2 separate regions of the Homo sapiens genome follow, and region 1 is linked to region 2. A link is an interaction called in ENCODE POLR2A ChIA-PET data of the cell type or tissue named here. Cell type or tissue: Panc1. All regions are shown on one strand. Each heading gives the region's core, and the rest is flanking DNA. Links, peaks and the distances in the headings are about the cores only.

Region 1 (4,358 bases), core at 359-4,358, 89 kb before region 2:
TGCCCAGCCTGGAGTGCAGTGGCATGATCATAGCTCACTGCAGCCTTGAACTCCTGGGCTCAAGTGATTCCTCCCCATCAGCCTCCTGAGTAACTGGGACTATTAGCAGGCACCACCATGCCCAGCTAATTTTTTGTTTGTAGTTTCTGTAGGGGAGGGTCTTGCTATGTTGCCTATATGTTGCTAGTCTCAAATTCCTGGGCTCAAGCCATTCTCCTGCTTGGCCTCCCAAACTGCTGGGATTACAGCTGTGAGCCACCATGCCCGGCCCCTGCTTTCTTAAGGAACCTATAAGGAGCCATTCACTGACTAACTGCCAACGGGTAAAAATATTTCCAACTGTGCTGCCCTTCCCAGAATGTGACACCCTAATCACATCCAGTTCTGGGCACCAGAAGCTAAGAGGAATAAAGAAACTTCTAAGAGGAATCAGATGGCCACAGAACTGACAAAAGATTAGCGAATTCCTATGAGGAAGAGTTAGAGAAGTTCCACTATTACAATGGTGAGGCCACTTTGAGTAAGTAAAGGGTAATGATGCAGAGGCTTCGAGTGACTCTTCTCTACCTCTGTGAAGAAGGCGGGCAGACAGGGCTCTACTGCAGTCTTCATCATTTAATTCAGGAGAGGAGGGTATTTAGGCATTGGAGGGAGGTTTTACTGTCTTCTTTCCCAGATATCTTTAAACATGGAGACAATTCTCATTTGTCTGGAATAAACCTCCTGAAAACAGAGAGGTGCCCATTATTTGGAGAGAGGCCAATGGCTCCAGCATGGAGATCTGCAAGGCCAGGCGCTGCAAGCCGGGGGCAGTGGCACTGGACACCTCGCAGGGGCAAAGCACAGCTGTTGGCAAGCCCAGTCAAGAGTACACTGACAGTGTTACTCTCAGAGAGTGAGAGAGTTCCAGGGCTGGAAAGGGCCTCTAGATTATCTACTCCAAACCCCTCCATTTAAGATGAGGAAACAGGCTGGGCTCATGCCTATAATCCCAGCACTTTGGGAGGTTGAGGCGGGCGGATCACAAGGTCAGGAGACCGAGACCATCCTGGCTAACACGGTGAAAACCCGTCTCTACTAAAAAAAATACAAAAAATTAGCTGGGCATGGTGGTGGGCGCCTATAGTCCCAGCTACTCAACAGGCTGAGGCAGGAGAATGGTGTGAACGCAGGAGGTGCAGCTTGCAGTGAGCCAAGATTGCGCCACTACACTCCAGCCTGGGCGACAGAGCAAGACTCCATCTAAAAAAAAAAAAAAAGATGAGGAAACAGACTCAGAGAGCAGAGTGACTTATCAGAGCTCACCTGGCTAATTAGTGACAGGACCAGGTCTGGAACCTAGGTTTCCATACTCCTAGTTCAGGTCTCCTTTCACTCCATAATGCTAACAAGCATTGGCAAAATAAAGTGCATATAGCTTCTATTCTAGACTCTGGATGCAGGGCTGACATACAGATCAGCTGTCTTCCAAGTGCTTAATGTCCAAGACACTGAGTCTCGAAGAAAGATACAGAGAGTGAACAATTAAGAGAATAAGCTCATTGCTTAATAAGAACATGACATTGTGTACAAGTCAAAGGTAAGTGCACAGGAAATCCAATCTGAGCAGATGATGTGGAGGATAAGACATTTCAATTTCTCACCTCCTTTTCTTTTTTCTTTTCTTTTCTTTTCTTTTTTTTTTTTTTTTTGGCGGTGGGCGGGAGAGGGACAAGGTCTCATTCTGTTGCCAGGCTGGAGTGCAGTGGCACGATCTCGGCTCACTGCAACCTCCGCCTCCCGGGTTCAAGTGATTCTCCTGCCTCAGCCTCCCAAGTAGCTGAGATTACAGGCATGCGACACTCTACCGCCAGGCTGATTTTTGTATTTTTAGTAGATATGGGGTTTCACCATGTTGGCCAGGTTGGTCTCAAACTCCTGACCTCAAATGATCCACCCGCCTCAGCCTCCCAAAGTGCTGGGATTACAGGTGTGAGCCACCGCACCTGGCCTCTCACCTCCTTTTCTAACCAAAGTGTGTTTCCCAGAAAGAAATCTGAAAATCATAGGATGAGGAAATTTTATTTCACTTGAGAGAGAAGGTGTAGTAAAATGTGAGGAAAGGTGGAGAAGAAAACAATTCGAGTGACCTGAGACACCTCTGGATCTTAACACTGAGAAATGGCAGCATCAACAGATGACAAAGGGAAATACCAGTGGGGAAACAGTGGAGACTGATAAGGCAAGTGGAGGGTACTTTTCTCTGGGCTTGAGCCAAGATTGTCACATTGGCCCAGCCAGCACTATTGCTAGAAGGCCATGTGCCTTTTGGGGAAGAGGAATTAGGCTGTCAGTACTATGGGACAGTAGTATGGCCCATCTGGGGTGGCTTGGTAGAAGCTGGCCCCTCCAGCTATACCTCCACCAAGGCAGGAAGCCACTGGAAGTTAGCAACTAGGAAACAAGATTAGATGACTAGTTCAAAGGAGAAATGAAAAGCGTTCTAGGCATGTCTGATCTAGGTTGATGCAGGGGAATCTTTTTGAGTGTGTCTCTCCCTTGGGAAGGAAATTCAAGTCTATCTGTAAGCTAGAAGTTTCCTAAAGCCTGAATTGCAGAGGTTTTGTGTTAGTCATCTTAAGGAGGCTACCTGTGGTCCCCAAGTCATGCCCAATGGAGAGATCTGGCAACTGTCCATTTCCTGCCTCTTCATCTCCCTTGCAGACACCACTCAGTCAACCTTGTATTCATTTGGCTATTTGGTCCAGCAGCCTGAGGCTGGAAGATAAATGGAAGCCATGGGTTTCTACCTAGGAAGAACTTGATTAAAGGGGATCCTCACTCTCCCCCACTCCCGCACTTAATGTCTGCACCTGCGGGGAGTCACGGTTAGTTCTCGACTTTGGCCAGTTGAGGCCTTCTGACTCTCAAAGAGGCTTCACTCTCTCTCAGCTCTTTGCTATTTTCGCCTTCGGGTCCTGTGGCTCCTACAGCGGGGAGACAGGAGCAATGGTTCGCTGCAACAACGAAGCCAAGGACGTGAGCTCCATCATCGTTGCATTTGGCTATCCCTTCAGGTGAGCAAGAATTGGTTCCAACCCAGCACATCATCTCTCACTTGACTGGCAGGACCTGCTTGGTCTCTTCCTCCTCCAGAAACCTAAAAACCATTCATTGCGTGCCACTCCAGATTCAAATAGAATGACAAAACTTAGATCCTTTCTGCTTTTTAGCAATTTCAGACACATTGACCAGAGCAAAACGTAAGGGAAATACAGATTGATCACTGTTATAATAATGTTCCAGTCCATGGACAACCCATGGCAGGTCACACCAGCTCATACAGAAAGAGCCAATGCAGTTTGGGATGGAGGCTTACAGGAACCTGGACAAGCTGGACAGGTCTCTCTGACCCTCAGTAGCCTCCTCTCTGCCTTGAAGGTAGGGAAGCTTATTAGTACTTACATCCTAAAGAGTTGATGTGGGATCCTCAGCCAGTACGACCAGGATACAAGTGGGCACACCTTGACAGGGAGGTAGAAGTGATCTCTTTTCTGGGTATTTGAGAGCTTAGGAAGTAGGGAGCCCAGGTGTTCAGGGGAAAATGGGGATGAGGCTCACCTTTTCAGAAATTTCTAGTATCAGCACCCAAGTTATATTAACTGTCTCATATATAATAGGCTGTGTTTTTCTCTTTAATTTGTCCACTGTCTCATTGGAAAGCCCAATAAAGCCTGAGAATGGGTGATTCCAACCTTATCTTGGCCACTCTGGGCCTGCACTTTCCAGAGGCAGAATGAAGCTGATCTGCCTAGTGGTTTGGCTACCAGAAAGAGAAGAACTACATATATTGCAGTTGTGACCTAAAGGGCCCTGGAGACACTTGGGAATACATGGTCACCATGTCTGGGCAGGGTAGATGAGTGGGGTGGGTTGGGGAGCAGCTGAGGGGAAGGTAGAGTTTTACTGGAAATTTCGGGGGAGTTCCCATCTTAACTGCAAGGTTCCTTCCAGAAACTTGCCTCCTTACATGACCCCTTTCTTGGCTCTGTAAGAGTCCCCTGCTGAGAACTAGCACAGGACTACTTCTGGGCCAGGGAGAGAGAGGATTGCCTGAGCTCAGGATGGCCTCCCCTGCCACCTGCAGGTTGCACCGGATCCAATATGAGATGCCCCTCTGCGATGAAGAGTCCAGCTCCAAGACCATGCACCTCATGGGGGACTTCTCTGCACCCGCCGAGTTCTTCGTGACCCTTGGCATCTTTTCCTTCTTCTATACCATGGCTGCCCTAGTTATCTACCTGCGCTTCCACAACCTCTACACAGAGAACAAACGCTTCCCGCTGGTGGTGAGTCAGCACAGGCCAGAAGGAATGGGG
Region 2 (4,396 bases), core at 264-4,263:
ACCATTGCATTTAGTCAAGGCTACTTTTTATTAAGCTTTTTGGTTTTCATTGTTGCACTGTTCAGTGGGAGGCTCATTTATTAACTTAGTTTCTAGCCTGGAGATAGAAATGAGAAATATACAGAATTCTTAAGCAGTTCAAGTAGGGAAGATATGCAAGTAAACTATGGTAATAAAATGTGATTACAGAAGGAATAGCCAATTTTGTAAGGAGGAAGAGAGAGAGAGACATATACGTTAGGGAAGCCCTCCCAGAGGAGGTGACATTTGAAATGGGCTTTGAAAATTAAATAGCAACTTTTTTTTTTAAGTTTCTTCCTTTTAGAATATTTTACTAAGCGAGAAGCTGGGATGAAAGTTAGATAGGAACTCTTAAGGCAGAGGCTGGAGAGAAGCATATCCAGACAAAGGGAATAGTAAGCACAAAGACTCAGAACATGAGTGAGCAAATAGATTTGATTGAAATGAAGGGTTGGTACAGGAAGAGTGTAGAAGGTGAGCCTGAAAAGGTATGCAGAGGATTTGGAGAGTGTTTATGTGAAGTTTTTTGGTAGCTGTATTTTAAGCTGTATTATGTATGTATGTGTATATATGAATATATGTGTGTATATATACATACACAAGATATGTATGCACACGTATGGAGTAGGTTCTGCATCTGGATTTAACCAATGGCAGATCAAAAATACTGGGAAAAATTAAATGACAAAAATAATACAAAAAAAGTATAACTATTTACATAGCATTTACATTTTATTAGGTATTATAAGTAATCTAGAGAGGATTTAAACTGTACAGCAGAATGTGTGTAGGTTATATGAAAATACTACACCATTTTATGTAAGGGACTTGAGCATTGGTGGATTTTGGTATCCTAGGGGGGGTCCTGGAACCAGTCCCCTGCGGATACCAAGGTATGTGTGTGTGTATAAAATTTAGGGGAACTCATCCAGAGACTGCATTGTTCTCCTTCTTATTACCTGCCTTTTTGTTTTTTTTGCCATTCCACCACTAATTCATGCTGTAACAAAAGGTTAAGTAGAAGTAAATACATATGTGAAATCCATACTGTTTTGGGTTTTGGCTGAACAGCTTTGGTGAGCATTTATTATAGTAAAGGAAATTGAAATTGTAGGCATCCTTATCTGGCAACTCAGTTTGTAGTGTTTGCTGTTGGTGAATTTTAAAAGTGTAGTTTGATTTACATTGGATTAAATACACCTGTAGAAACGTGCCCTATGCTGCTATCGATGTTAGAGGGCCCTAGGTAGGGAGGAATATGATTTCAACATTTTAAATCCCAAAATTTTACAATTTTGGGATATAGGTGCTTTGATAAATGATTTAGCATTGCAATTAACTTTGGAGGACATCTGCAGTATAATGAATCATTATTTTTATGGGTTAAAATGAAATATTTGGATTATTTGTGGGTTACAGTTGCTTGTGTCAGTTCTGTTCCCTTTTACTCTAAATAAATATAGTTTTCAGTCATGTCATATATAAATACTACGTAATTTAATGTTAGCATCAAAATGGCTTTTTGCTGCCCTGCTTTCAAATAAGGAGAAGGAAACTTACCAAAGTCCAAAATTAGAACACTGAGACTGGGCACAGTGGCTCATGCCTGTAATCTCAGCACCTTGGGATCACTTGAGCTCAGGAGTTCGAGACTAGCCTGGGCAACGTGGTGAAACTCCGTCTCTACTAAAAATATAAAAATTAGCCGGTGTGGTGATGTGCACCTGTGGTCCCAGTTACTCCAGAGGCTGAGGGGGAAGGATCGCTTGAGCCCTGGGGCGGGGCAGAGGTTGCAGTGAGCTGAGATCATGCCACTGCACTCCAGCCTGGGTGACAGAGCAAGACACTGTCTCAGAAGACAAACAAACAAACAAAAAACGTTGAGGCAGCCAGAGGATGATCCCTGTCCTTGCTCACAAATGACTGCTCCCTTAAGCAATCAAAGGCAAGGAAGGAACTCTACGTACTTCTCCCCCTTTAAATGATAACATTTTGAGGAGAGCTGCTTAGCTGAGTGAGCTGCCTTTTTTTTAAAAAAAACTCAAGCCAACCCTTCCTTAGATGATTTATGAATGTAAAATGCTTGTTAACTTTCTGCTTTATGGTTTATGATGCTTGTAAAATGATAGGATTATTGTCCATGTATGTAATTGGTGAAGGATATGAAACTCAGAACAAACCATATAGTGCCATGTAAGTTATGGACATATTTTAGTTGTTAGGGCTTTTAAAAAACATCTCCCCCTCTGTCATTACATGTTTTACCCTCTGGAAATGTTTAATGAAACAGTAACTGATATTGGGAGGGACACACAGGTTGCTTCAAAGATAAATGGTAATGTTTAATTTTTATGCTGGACAATAGGTACACAGATTTTTTGTTACACATATGCTATAAGTATTCCCTTTTATGTATCCAATATTTATTTAATAAAAAACAACCTAAAGTTTTAAAGGCAAAAAAGGTAATTCTCATGTCCTTAAAGCCTATTCCATTCAGTTTTTGTGTGTTTTTTTTTTTTTTTGGTGGCAAGGAAAAGAAAACTCATTCAAACTAGGACCAAAAGTTGGTGGGTTGATAGGTTATTGTTAGAATATAGAAAGGTGTTTGTGGGAATACAGGAAGAGCTGGAGAATCAGGCCGCAAGAACTGATGCAGCTCTGAGACTGGCCAGACTGTTTTCTCTTTTTTGTCTGTTTCTGCCTCTTGCTGGCTTCACTATTTCTGCCTTTATTTTATTTATTTATTTTTTTTGCTTTCTTACCTTTGCTTGTTCCCGTCTCTTTCTCTGTTTCCTTGGTCCCATCCGTTTGTTTTTTTTTGTTTTTTAAACTGGGTCAACAACCTTTGTTGTAAAACAAAGGTGCCCTTCCCCCATTCATTCTGTTTTCTCACTTACTTGATGTCTCTTTTTTTGTGAGCTCTCTCCTTTAAGTCACTGCATATTTTTCTGTTCTCTTCTCTCCAGACCAACCTTCCTCTGAATCTTTTCCTTTGTGACCTTGTTGTGCATGAAGCTCTATAATGGTAGCCTAGGTTTTTTTCCACATGTATCTCCTAGTGCAGATTCCTCAGATAATCCAGTTGGTCCTGCTCATCTTTTAGAGCTAGGTCACATAGGCCACCAACAGCCTGTGACTAGGTGACTCCTGTGTTAGGTATTTACCCTCGATTCGGTCACAGGAAAGGTTGTGGCCTAGATCGTGTGGGCCATTTCCCACTGAGGTAGCGAAGTAGGGATTTTTATAGAAGAGATTATGGGCAGGCAGATGTTCTGAAATTCTAATATGTCAATTAAGTTTTATCAGAATTTTCTTATGTGCCCTTTAAGCCTTTTTGGTAATCGGTATGTGATTGCTTCCTAGAAGAATCTTTTTCAAAGAAAAACCATTAGCTCTCTTCCAGTTACAACTCACTGCCTTCTTTTATCCTTAAGATATTCATTCATAGCCAGGCGCGGTGGCTCACGCTTGTAATCCTAGCACTTTGGGAGGCCGAGGCTGGTGGATCATGAGGTCAAGAGTTCAAGACCAGCCTGGCCAAGATGGTGAAACCCCGTCTCTACTAAAACTACAAAAAAAATCGACCTGGCGTGGTGGCAGGCACCTGTAATCCCAGCTACTTGGGAGGCTGAGACAGAGAATCACTTGAACCCGGGCAGCAGAAGTTGCAGTGAGCTGAGATTGTGCCACTGGGTGACAGAGTGAGACTCCGTCTCAAAAAAAAAAAAAAAAGATAATTCATTCATAATCTCACTGAACAAATAATAAATGAGTGCTCACTATGTTTTATATACCCTTCTAGGTGTTAGGGATAGAATGAGATGATGAGTGCAGGGGAGATAGGACAAGGGTTTGAGAGTAAGGTTAGAAGGGAGTGAGGCTAGTGAGTGAGTCCAAATTTATTGTCAGTATAGTCATGGGATGAGAGTTGAAGGGCCAAGAGTGGGTGTGAGGCTGAATAAAGATAGCATAGGAATGGAAATCTTCCGTTTCTGTTAACTACCTACGTTGAAGATTCCATCCATTGCATCTGGCATTGTGATTAATGTTATTAAGCAACCACTGAATATTATAGAAACTCAAGCCATTCATTTCACAGATAGTCATTAAGTGCCTAATCTGTCCTAGATTTTGCTCTAGATTGGCGGGGGGTGCACAAAAAGAAATAGCAATTTTGTGCTTTCAAGGATTGGGCTTTGAGCTTAGGGCTAGTGGAGTCCTAAACAGGCACAAACCCGAATAATTACAATAATTTGACCAAGTACTAATGTAACAGTGTATGACATTACCCTGTAAAGCCAGGTTGAGCCTGGTCAGGGTGCCCCTGAGGGAGAATTACATAGATATGGAAGGGTTTTCAGGTTGTGGCAGA

Evidence for each region. Peaks named below come from ENCODE experiments on the same cell type or tissue, not always from the same donor. Only the 100,000 strongest peaks of a DNase experiment are listed, where the experiment ranks them.
Region 1: POLR2A ChIA-PET joins it to region 2 with 8 read pairs; 3 of 35 experiments call an interaction of 5 or more read pairs at or near these places.

The regions. Positions count from the first base shown.
Region 1 is chr1:109,472,650-109,477,007 of GRCh38, forward strand. It overlaps SYPL2 (synaptophysin like 2), which reads left to right. Exons shown (of 6, transcript NM_001040709.2): 3 at 2,932-3,056; 4 at 4,127-4,328. Among named protein-coding and RNA genes, the nearest start is that of SYPL2, 8.3 kb to the left of the region's middle. In Panc1, for the core only: no CTCF peak of the experiment used is centred there; no DNase peak of the experiment used is centred there.
Region 2 is chr1:109,561,511-109,565,906 of GRCh38, forward strand. The region is part of intron 1 of GNAI3 (G protein subunit alpha i3); the gene reads left to right. Among named protein-coding and RNA genes, the nearest start is that of GNAI3, 15 kb to the left of the region's middle. RefSeq lists an enhancer at 2,657-3,266. In Panc1, for the core only: no CTCF peak of the experiment used is centred there; a DNase peak (open chromatin) is centred at 1,951.